Regions from separate parts of the Homo sapiens genome. Here region 1 is linked to region 2. Evidence: chromatin contacts called from ENCODE Hi-C data. All regions are on one chromosome and are shown on one strand. The core of a region is the stretch at or near the end of the contact, and the rest is flanking DNA. Distances in the headings are between cores, read along the strand shown. Region 1 overlaps LINC01845 (long intergenic non-protein coding RNA 1845). Region 2 overlaps EBF1 (EBF transcription factor 1).

Region 1 (6,026 bases), core at 3,007-5,506, 680 kb before region 2:
CGATAACTAAACTTTTGTGCAGGACCTGAAAATTTAATTTCCTTGTGGGAAGCGGTAGAGAACTAAGCTTATTTGGGGCCAAGAACTCATGAACTTTCCCAGAAAAGAAAGAGAGAACAGCACATATAGCCACTGGCCTCTGATTTTTCTTGAAAAATAAAAAGGCACAAGCTCATTTTCAAATGTCTCCTTTAGAAACAGCTCCAGATTCGTTTTTCTCTGTACATACCCCACATCAGAGTGGGTAGGAAGACATAGCAGCCCTTGAAAACTCATTGAATTCATTCCAATTTATTCTGTGATTTGTGATTTTTTTCTTTTTTGTTTAAAGAAGTATAATTCCATCATTTTTTTTTCTTCTCAAGTTGCTTGGATGGTCAAGACCCTGTGATATATACTGCGTGTTCACCATGCACTAGAAACTGTTTTAAGAGTGTTTGCATGCTTTATCTCAGCTAATGTTTCCACTTTGAAGATCAGAAATCTGAGGCACAGAGAACATAAGTAACTTGCCTAGGGTCACATAGCCAAAAAATGGCAGAACTGGGATCCAAGCCCAAGCAATGTAGCTGCAATGCCCAAGACCTTAACCATACCATTGTATAGCCTCATAAGTCTGGAACTCCCCTCCTGGTGTCTGAGGATATGAGTTCTTTGAATATAAGCAAAAAATGGCACCTCTGCTTAATTTAAGCCAAAAAAAAAAAAAAAGAAAGAAAGTGGAAGGAGAGGAGAGGCACATGATCCATGGTTTTGAGAGGCAAAATCCCAGGAGAGCCTCCTTGTCCCCATCTTAGTTGAAGCTCATCCATTGAGTAGGGCTGGGCTGGGGACCTAAGCTAATCATCCCAGGTTGCTTGTGAAGAAATGGAAGGTGTGCCACCAGACCAAGAGGATATGGATATAAGGCAGGAGAAAATGAGGCATGTATATGCTGCCATGTCACCAAGAAAGGAACAGATCTGGAATGGAAGTTAGTTAATTTGAGGTTGAATTCTGATATAAACTTGGTACCATGAGATTGACATTCAGGTATTTTCAAAGTGATCCACCCTTAGAATTCATCCATTCACTCAATTGTGAATGTTCTTTCACTAAATAGTCCTTATTGTGCCCAAGTAGGGTACTGGGAGATTCACTATCCCCAAAGGGCTCCCAAAGAATGGTCAGGTGAGGACATCAGACATATGTGCCCATTCACGTTCCAAGCTCCATTACACATCATTGATAATCAGATGCAGGGATAGGTTCTGGGCATACAGCAATGACAAGTCAGATACAGTCCTTAACTTCCATGAGGCATATGCTCTGCATGCCTAATCCTTCAGCAGATATGACAAACTAGGATGAGCATTGTGATGGGGCAGTGCAATGGTCTGGGAAGGCATATAGCAGAGGAATGCAATTTGGAACATCCTGGATATTTTCCATTTAGCCACTCCCAGATCCACTTTCCACCTATTTCTATCCTTTTTTATACCCCCAGGAGGATCACATTTATGGATCCTTTGGTCCACTGGATCTTTGATCCACTGGCTCCCAGCTAGGTTCAACCAGTGGAGGCACTGGCAGGAGATTGGAGAGAAGAAGGAGGAGAACAAGATGGAGACATTTATTTGCCCAGCTCCCTCCCTGATAGGTGGCTATAGATTGGCTGCCTCCCTCTGCATGAGGCCACAGGTCCCCTGAGTTGCCCTGTCCTACATCCCTACAGCTACCACCACCTGGCCCCAGTAAGTGCTCCCTTCCTGCCTGTTCTAGCTTAGCAGGGGAGTGGCTGCCAGACCTTCTTAGCTCGTACTTTTCTTGTCAGATTCCCTTAAATCTGCCCACACCTTCAGGAAAGCCCTTTTATTTACTTTGTTTGAGTGAACCATGTTTCCTATAGGGGGAAGTAAGGTTTACCTAGGAAGTGACATAAAAGCAGATACATATAATTTAAGCAAAAATAGCAGACGGTAATGCACGAGGCGACCTGCAGAGCAATTAGTCCCAAAAGTAACTACCATGTGTGTTCTGTCAAAGAACTTTCATTCCCAGTCTTATTAATTCAATATTGTAAATGATATGTTAAAAATAGTGGGGGAATGCCGAAGAAACACTCAGAGTTAATGAGATGAATCCCCCTACATGAGCATTGTGGGATGTCTGCCCAACCCACACAGCCAAGATATGCTCCTTCAGGTGTGTCCTGCCCACCGACCACAGCTGACTGAACCACAGGTAGGCAGACACCAGGCCTAAGCTGGGCCAATGAGTTCCTCCCTTTTTGGGGACTGCGACTCAAGCACGTTCCTCCTTCTCTGCCGCCCACTTCTGAGGATAAGCAGAGGCCAGAGTTCCGGGTCCCACTTGCCATCACTGCACACAAACGTGCAGCAGCAGTCCATTGAGCATGTATGGTCCTCACTTATTTGTGTGTTTTTAACTGAGTCTCCTGGCAGATGGCAATTACAATATTTCTTGAAGGGGCAGCTTTTCTAATTGGTGCAATTGGGCCATGGGCAGGGCTGGGTATCCTCATGTCATACGTCCACCAATGCAGTGAAAGCCAGTCCAGAGAGAGAAGAGATGAGGTAGACATTCAGAGGAGCCAGAGATGAGAGACTGTGGCACCCAAAGTGAGAAGCTGTGAGAGCACGTCCCCAAGGCGCCTGTGCCACTTCCGGTCCAATCAGCCATTTCCACCCCTGGCTTCCCTAAGCTGCCTCTTACAATCAGTTCCCATAATTTGCTGAGGCGAGTTTGAGGAACTTTCTATTACTCGTCTAGGGGGATAACATTTCTAAGCTATTAACCAATGTGCTCTTTATTCTAGAATTTCCTTTTACCCCGGGCTGCTCCCCTTTTTGTGTTCAGCCCAGCAGTCTGCCTTCATTCCCTCAAGGAAGAGCTGACATAAAAGAAAGCAAAGGGGTGGCAAAAAAAAGAAGTTAATGATTAACCTTGAGCTTCAAGAGCTTAAGCATAGGCAAATAGGAAGGCTTCGTGCACATACAACATATTTGAGAGAATATGAGTGGAGTAAAGGTAAGGCGTCCTATTCCCAGAATGGAAAGACGTCCCTAGGCTGGAGAGTAAGGGGGCGGGGAGAATACAGACCAATTAGGACCTAATTTGTAGGACTCAAGGACAAGGTGGGAAAGCGTCTAGAGATGGCTCAGGCTCTGCTTGAGTCAGCACTGTCCTTCCATATTGCCCAGGAGCTATGCAGACCACTGGAGACACACCAGGGTCCATTCCACTGAGCACCATATGTTTCCTGAGCTAAGGCACCTGGGAAAATCCCCCCACCATGGGAGCCAGCACCTCACCACTGACTGCAGAAATGAGGTCCATCAGACTCTGGTACTTTCTTCAGTCCACTCTGAGCCACCCACCTTCTGTGGCACCCACCAACCAGAGTGACCACTTCAGCAAGCACTGTACATAGTATCGCCAGAGTAGCAGGATCAAGTGATGCGGCCACTTAGAGAACTTGTAGTTCAGCAAGAAATGAGACTTGATAAAAATATCATTTTATCTTTGTGGGCAAGCTGAGAAAATGAGGGTAAGATGGCAGCACATTTGGGGGAATTGGGAACCATCCGAACAACCGATGTGCTTGAAGCCTGATTAATTATGCCAGGGTCCACTTCGAAAGCAGTCTCTGTCCTCAGTCCTCAACTCTGTCCTATTCAGGTGGCAGCTAATCAAAGTAGAGGCCATTTCCTGACTCAGCAGAAAAGAGAGTCATGATCAGCTGCAAGGTCTGCCACGGCTCAGACGTGGCACCCGGCACACGCTCCTGCCATTTGCTTTCTCTGCCCTCTACCACAGCATCCCTGCCACACCTCTTTTCCTCCTGAGCAAGGACCACCCAGAAGTCACTCTATGGCTTACTTTTTGTGTTGTGAGTACCAGTAAGCCACTCAAATGGACTACAGAAATAAAGGAAAGGTATATTAAAAGGATACAGGGTGTCTCCGAGAACCCTGGAGAGGAGCTCATCTGGATTCTTTCCTAGGCACACTACCACAATGAGCAAAATCTAATAAACTAAACAATTCTGCAGTTGGATTTTTTAAAACTCCAATTGCACCAATCCTAGATGGGAAGGAATGCAGCTTGATGCTAGCACATGTGATAAAAACACTTAGGATTTTGACTGCCAGCTCAGAATGAGTCAACAATGTGATGTGACTGCCAAAAAAGCCAGTGTAATCTCGGGCTGCACTAAACAGAGAGGAGTGATGGTGCGGCCTTCAGTTCAGAGAATCATGTATCAAGGCCCAGTGAACAGAGAAGGGCGGCCAAGGAGGACTCAGAATCATGCCGTATGGGGGAAAATAATGGGAGTACCTGGGATATTGCCGTCTGGCCTCCTTTTCAGGGATTGGTGGGAATGTTCTGGACCTGAGCTTACCAGTAAAGAGTCTAGGGTTAGACTGCCTGAATTGAAACCCCAACCCAGCTACTTACTAGCTTTTTCCTACATGCCAAGAATGAGATATTTATTCCTCATCACTACCTTCTGAAGAAATACCATCTTCATCCCTATCATACAGATGAGAAAACTGAGGCACAGAGAGGTTCAGTAGCTTGCCAAAGGTCACACTGCAAGCAAATTGAAGAAATATCCTTTGAATGCAAGGAGAGTGTACTTTCTTTGTTCTTCCCCTAAGCAGCTATACAACCTTGAATCTTGTCACTTCTCACTATACTTCAGTTAGCCCTAGGGCTACGTGACCAAGTACCCCAAAACATAGAGGCTTCAAGCAAAAATTCTTATTTGTTCACAGATCTGCAATCTGGGCAAGACTTGGTGGGGACAGCTCATCTCTGCTCTACTGGGATCAGCTGGGGTGGCTCAAAGGTGGGGTTGGAAGCCTCACTCACTCTCCATTTGGTACCAAACATCTGGAGGCTAGAACAGCAGAGGATCCTTGGACATCACTCTCTGTGGTGTCTCTCCACATGCTCTCTCCAGCACAGCACCTGCAGGGTAACCAAACATTTCACAAGTTGGCTTGTGGCTCCCTGGCATACATCCTGAGACAGACTGAGAGAGCCAGGTAGACGCTTTCATGTCCTAGCCTCAGAAGTCACATCGTGTGACTTCTATCACATCCTTAGTACAATCGGAATAACCACAGTGCTTCCCTGTAAGGACGAATTGAGACAATGCAGGTAAAATGCTTAGCACATTGTCTGGAAGCTGATGAAGATTCTATAAATGTCAGCTGTTGTTATTTTAAAAGTGGCTCAAAAAAGACATCTTAAAAAGACAAATCTGCTACTACTACCAAAAACATGCGTCACGCACCCTTAAGCCCAGCAAATACCTTTTGTCCACTGGTGTCTTTCCTTGCCCCATGTAGTCAGACACTGAAGCTCGCTGCTCTGGGAAGTCACACCTCACCCTCTCGTCCCATCCCTCTGATAAACAAGGCCGGTACTTGGAACTGCCTGGGTTGTGCTTCCCAGGAGGGGTACCTTCGCTGACTCAGCTGGGAAGGCATCCAGTGACTCATCAACTATCAAAAATTGATTAAACATCCTCAGGTCTTGGGAAGGGAGAAAATGCCCAGGAGACCCAAGATCCTCTCTTACCCCAGGACCCCAGTGGTTCCTCAGAGAGGAAAACCTGGGCTTGAAGATTAACTGGGCCTTCATATGAGCGGAGGTGTTAGTCATTCTGGGCACATACACGTCTCCAGCATTAGTAAGAAGAGTTGCCAGCTCCCTTCTGAATATTCAAACTCATGGCTAGCCCCCCTCCCGCATCCATTCCCATGGCTTCAACTACCATCCAAGCTAATGAGTCCTAAATCCATATCTCCAACCCAGAATTATTTCAGGAGCTTGAGACCTGCCCCACTCAGATGTCCCAAAGGGCCCTGAAACTCAGCATGCCCCCCTAATGTTGGACTCACCTCCTTTCCCTCACCCAGACCACGACTCTCAGTGAAGATTTCCATGGTGCACCCAGTGGCCCAAACCAGAAATCCAGCTTACCTTGACACTCCCCTGCTCTGCCCCTCAGG
Region 2 (5,639 bases), core at 846-3,345:
CTGTCCTACAAATCTAAGCAGTTCTGCAAAGGAACACCAGGCAGATTCATTTATACAGGTAAGAACCACAGCACATGGTGAGCACAGAACTGCCGTGGTCTTGTGGGGTCTTTCCCCTTATCTTGTCTGTATAAAAGCATGTATTTTATTTTAAAATCTAGTTAAAGCCTGCTTTCTTTCTTCATTTTACCATATGTATGACCAAACATGGTGCTTTTATTATTGTATTAAGAATTCTTCTAGGTGTCCATGTTGAATGGCGCGTTCTGTTGAAATAACTGGTTGGATACCTAAAGATGCCACATGAAAAATAAGAGAAGGGGAAAGAGGTGTAGCTAGTCCTGAGTTTCTGGATGTTAAGCCACCTTGTTAGGGTTTGTTGGCTTTATGGAGTAGGTTTGTGCTTTCATGAACAGTACGTCTTTCCTCTAGCCTGTTCACGGCACTTGTATTACATACAATTGGTAGTTTTCATATTTAATTCTGGGTTGGTGCCTTCTTTCCAAGTATGCTGCATTTTTGTCCTCCCAAAACAGCCTTGGCACATGGATCCGCCTTGCGGCAAGAAGCTAGGGTTTCAGAGTGAATGTGAATTCCCTCCCATCAGACAGAGAGAACCAGGCAGCATCTCTGTGGAATGACATCAAGTATAAAGGCTGAGTGCCCAATGTGTACGCTAAGAGATCCCTAGATTGTGAAGTGCAAACCAAATACCCAGGGATCTTTTACAATTCACATTCTGCTACAGTAGGTCTAGGTAGAACCTGAGATCCTGTTTCTTAAGCAATCCCAGGTGAGGCTGATGCTGCTGCTCAAAGAACCACAGGTGGAGTGCGGTTCTGGGCCCTCTGCTTAGTGTCAGTCATCCTTGGATAGTGGTAGCTGTCTCCACGAACTAGTCCCAGGTTTCCTTTTCCATTCAGTAAAAGACCACAAGACCAGATTAAGTACAGAGCGGAAGTTGCTTTCACACAAAGAGATAACAGAGCAGTGAAGGGATAACAGTTAACAAATTGTAATTATAACCATACAATTAAGTGGACGAATTTTATTTTTCTGTGACATTTTACTTCAGAGCATCTTTCCCTTGTATTTCAATATTAGAAGTAAAACCAAACATACTTCTTAGTCACCCAGTTTCTCTCTCTCTCTCTCTCTCTCGAAATTATAAAAACAATTAATGCATCCTGACCCTTGGAAATGCCTCCCAGCCCTTTAAACAAAATGCAGGTTTGGTGCCTGCCTGACGATTAGTTTTAGTTAACTGAAAATTATAGGATTGACCCAAGAGGAAAATTTTGTTTGCACTCCAATCACTTTTACAAATTAAGGAAAATTACCACAATTTTGTTTAGCTAAGGTTTCACACTGAGTTCAAGAAATTAGCTCAGCCATCCCAACAAAGTCAGCACTTTGTTAGTGAGCACTTGAAAAAATAATAGTCTTTCTGGAGTTTTGTGGTGTATACAAACGAAGCGTAGAGAAAGCTATGATGCTTTATAGAAGTAGGCCAAGTGTTTTTAATTAGGCTCATTGGTTCAGCGTAAGTTTTGAAGAATAATCAAACTAGCAGATTAGCTGTTTCTTTTAAAGCTAGGATTTCTTGCCATTCATTTTTCCCATGAGAACTTCCACATAGCAGTGTGTGTGTGTGTGTGTGTGTGTGTGTGTGTGTGTGTGTGTGTGTCTGTGTGCATGTGTGTGTGTGTGTGTGTGTGTGTGTGTTTTACAAGTCTCATTATGGGGCTGCAGGAAAAGGACCAATTGAAACTTCTGATACTGTAACATTCCCCAGCATCATTCCAATGGATGGGAGTTTTTCACAATGTTCCCCCACTGAACTCGGTGTTCTGGAACATATTTCAAAACCACAGAGGCCAAATGTTTTCTCTGAGAAGTTTGGACTCTGTTTTTGGCCGAAAACATTAGGCCTCGCTGGCTGCTTATTTACTCAGCTATTAAGAACAAGAAAAGGAGAAGAAAAAGAAGAAAATGCTTGTGTGGTGGGAGGTACAGGAGGCAATCAGGCATGGTTTCCGCTTTGGTGACAACGTCCCTGCCCATTAATGGTTCCATTTTGTGGTCAGGTCTCATTTAGAAGAAATTATTTTTAATCAGTCTTCAACAAAATATCCCCTAGAGCCACCTGGCCATAAAAGTTAGAAAAAAAAATCACCCTCATTAAATTACTTAAGTTCTCAAGAGAAAAGAGCTAGGGATCCATCATTATTTGGAGTTTTTTTAAACACTAAAAAAAAAAATTGCCATCAGTTTAAGAAATCACATCTTAGAAAATCTATATCACACTGGAATTAAGAAAAAAGTGTTGGATTTTCAAGCCTAGAAAAGTAGTTAAGGGTAAGAGCAATAAGTTGGCGCATATGCACATGTATACATCTGTGGGAAATTTAAGGTATGAAAAAATGCTTCTGGTGATCTGGCCTCAAACTGTGGGCACCAGACAAGAAGCCTTTTTTTTTTTTTTTAAATATTCTAGAAGAGAGTTCTAACCTCTCCCCATATCGGAAAAATAAAAATCTGAAGAAATTGGCACAATGATTTCCCCTCTGGTATAGTTACTTGGCTGTTAACAGTTATTGTGACATCACATCATTTCTGATGAAAGGGAATCTGTGTTCATTGGTGACCTACACATGGACCTTTTGATCATTAGCATTAAATGCCTCTACCATGCGTTGCTTGTTCATGGCTGGGGCTACTGGCCTCTGTGATTTACTCAGTTTACCTCTGCTGTCACCACTTAATAGTAAGGGTATAGAGATGGCTCATAAAACCTCTCTGTTCTTTGTATCCAAACAACTGCTCAGATCATTGCAAATGTACGGCCCCCTCCTTTGTCCACCCACAGAAGTTCACACTTCATTTTCTTTAACATCCATAGTATTTCAAGATGTGAGGCTTGGTTTTCTGGATTGGGTGAGCTAACCCTCTTATTTGTTAGTGAAATATCACTTGGAATTTTTCCCTTGAAAAATATTATTGAGCTGAAAAGTAACACCCCAAACTAAGGCCTTATTGCTGTTTTTAAAGTATGCAAGAGAGAGTTGGCATTTGTAGATGTAAATGTCTCTAAAAGTCCATAACATTAAAAAAAAAGAAAAAAGGCAGGAACAGCATGGCCTAATCTATACTAATAAAGGCAGACCTTTTGGGGAGGGAAGAATCTGACCAAGCACAGATTGCCTGCAAGCTGGCTCCCCTTGTAAGGATGGTAAGCAAGCGTACATCTCTCCCTCATTGGTTCTTCAGACCAGAGACGCACGAGGAATCCATAGCTGCTAATGTGCCATGCCCTTGTGTTTGTCCAATCAGAGTCACAGACTCTGGAAAGTGAATCCTGACTGGATTAGAAGCAGAAAAGCTCAATAGCACTTTCTAGATCTTACTTTATTGTGTCCAGTTATTCTTATGTAAATGTAGGGCAAGGCTGACTTTAATTTTCAATAAATGTTTTCTAAGAGAAGGAAACAAAAACACTATCTAATCACAGGATTGATTTCAAAGCCCTATTATCGTTTCTGGTCAGTCCAGTGGGAATTAAATCCACTATAACCTCACTGCCATGTAAGGGCTCTCCCTAATACCTTTATTATTCTCACAGCTTGTTTTCTTGCAGGTGTTACATCTTTAAGTGGCTTGGATCTTTTCGAATCGTGATCTCTCCTGCTAATCCCTAAGTAGCCTTGGAAGCTAATAAAAGACTCTTAGGCACCTTTAGCTGCTTCCTCAAAGTTTTTGTAGTTGGTTTTCCTGATAAGAAGCGGCCAATTCCAAATGCATGTGTTGCCTTCATTCTAGTTATATTTTCTGTAAGAATTTTCATATATTCTCGGGGAATATATGACTGAAAGAATGGGACACCAGGACAAGGTTTGAGCAGCCTAGGGGTACCCTGAGAGCTGTACACCACCTGACCCCCCAAAAGTTGGTGAAAACCCTGATGAATGATCATCTAACAACTCAGATGTCTGGTTAGGTCACTTATCAGATCTTTTCTACCACTAACTTTTCCAATTCCAAACATTTTTCACCCAATTTCCTGTTCCTGTGGAAGGACTAACCCACATTCCTGTGTATTAGCCTGTGAACTAACTTCGAAATGAGAATTCTTCGTGGAAATACTTCCTGTTTGTACCTTGTGCCCAGAATAACTCCACATCCTTTGCCAATGCATAACACGTTGCTTTGCACATAGGAGGGGCTATTTTGTCTGCATATGCTCTGTGGAACTTGACATCTTTTACTATGACTTTTAAGTTTTCCGTTTTTTCTCCCTATCCCTCTTATTTTCTTCTTGCTCTCCCATCTCTCCTATCTCCCTTTCGCCTTCCTCTCTCTTTTCTTTACTCCCCTCATCCTTTCCTCCCTCCCTCCTAAGGGGATAGTACCTCGCATACTGATTGACTGCTTAGGTTCAAGATGATGGATATAGATTGAATTCTCAGATCTACCATTTACTAGAGAGGTTATCCTTGGGACATCATATGATGCCTCTAAACCACAGTCACCTTATCTTTATAAGGAAATAATAATAATACCTTGCTGGGGTTGTTTTTAGGATCAGGGAAACATATGTAAAGTTTTAGAATCATGGAACTGTATTTAGCATGAGGCTAGATACTAGTAGTTTCCATTAATAAATGGTGGCCATTATGATTCATTCCTTTGTTTCTGAGTCCCTACCAGGAGTAACTATTTTCCATGGATTGTTTATCATCCTTGTCATCTCCCTAGAAATCTAAGAAATGTCTTTTGGGATTTTTAGTAACACAACTATAGGCATCAGTTTAAAGAAACAAGTAACACCTGTCAACCCCAAATAAAAGGAGCAAAGTGTAAATAAAGTAGCAAGAAAAAGAAATGCATAAGTGTAAATGTAATAATTTGCTTAAAACAAATATTTTTGCAGGAATGCATCACACAGCTAATATTTTAATCAGATACTCCTGATTTGTAAAGTTCTCTGGTGTTAACTTTTTTAGGGAACAACACATGCTTGTTCTCTTATTTCCATCTCAGCCCCTCCTCTGGAGGTCCTAGCAACAGGAGTACAGCCTATCACCAACTGTCTTCAAAAGTATTTAGATTATAATCAGCTTCAACTCCAGCTTCCAGAGTTTTCACCAGAAATCTCTGTTTCTCATTCTTGGAAACCTCCTCCACAAAATAAAGGCTGCCACCTTGGGCTTGAACAAAGTCATTGGTTTTAGGGAAGAAGTGGAGAGTTTGCACCTAATGGATCTCCTGCACTTTAGTCTTTTCTTACATAAATTCTTTGTCACAGTACGCTCTGAATAGCCACTTTCATGTCATTACCCTGCAGAGAAACCTTCCCTCTTTGCTCACTGTATGTAAGACGTAGCCCAAGTCCCGAGTTTGGCTCACTGTGCTCTGGGGCTAGGGCTTATGATGCTCCAGTCAAACCAGTTTCCTTGCTGTGCCTCCAGCTCACTTTAGCTACTTTGGGCATGGTGATTCACCTGAAGGATCCAGTTCAAACTCTTACCTCTCTGAAGTGTTCTCTGACCGCTGTGGTATAGTGGACAGAGCCCTGGGCTGATAGCAATGAGGCTTGCATCGTATCCCAGCCTTGCTACTCGCTAGCTGTGAGACAAGTT

Evidence for each region. Hi-C counts contacts between places; a loop is a spot of excess contacts on that map. Pooled maps may share reads with other maps.
Region 1: a map with no recorded cell type shows a loop between it and region 2 (2.2-fold over the local background). The contact joins two enhancer-like sites. A Hi-C loop is called at or near these places in 3 of 37 single-sample maps with no recorded cell type and 1 of 50 pooled maps.

What each region holds. Positions count from the first base shown.
Region 1 is chr5:159,449,586-159,455,611 of GRCh38, reverse strand. LINC01845 (long intergenic non-protein coding RNA 1845) reads left to right here. Exons shown (of 7, transcript NR_027110.2): 5 at 2,081-2,223; 6 at 2,819-3,030. Among named protein-coding and RNA genes, the nearest start is that of LINC01845, 14 kb to the left of the region's middle. Within about 2 kb of position 4,256, at least 8 of the 41 ENCODE cell types and tissues checked have a DNase peak (open chromatin) inside an H3K27ac peak, as active enhancers do.
Region 2 is chr5:158,771,832-158,777,470 of GRCh38, reverse strand. EBF1 (EBF transcription factor 1) reads left to right here. Exons shown (of 16, transcript NM_024007.5): 10 at 1-58. Among named protein-coding and RNA genes, the nearest start is that of EBF1, 330 kb to the left of the region's middle. Within about 2 kb of position 2,095, at least 11 of the 41 ENCODE cell types and tissues checked have a DNase peak (open chromatin) inside an H3K27ac peak, as active enhancers do.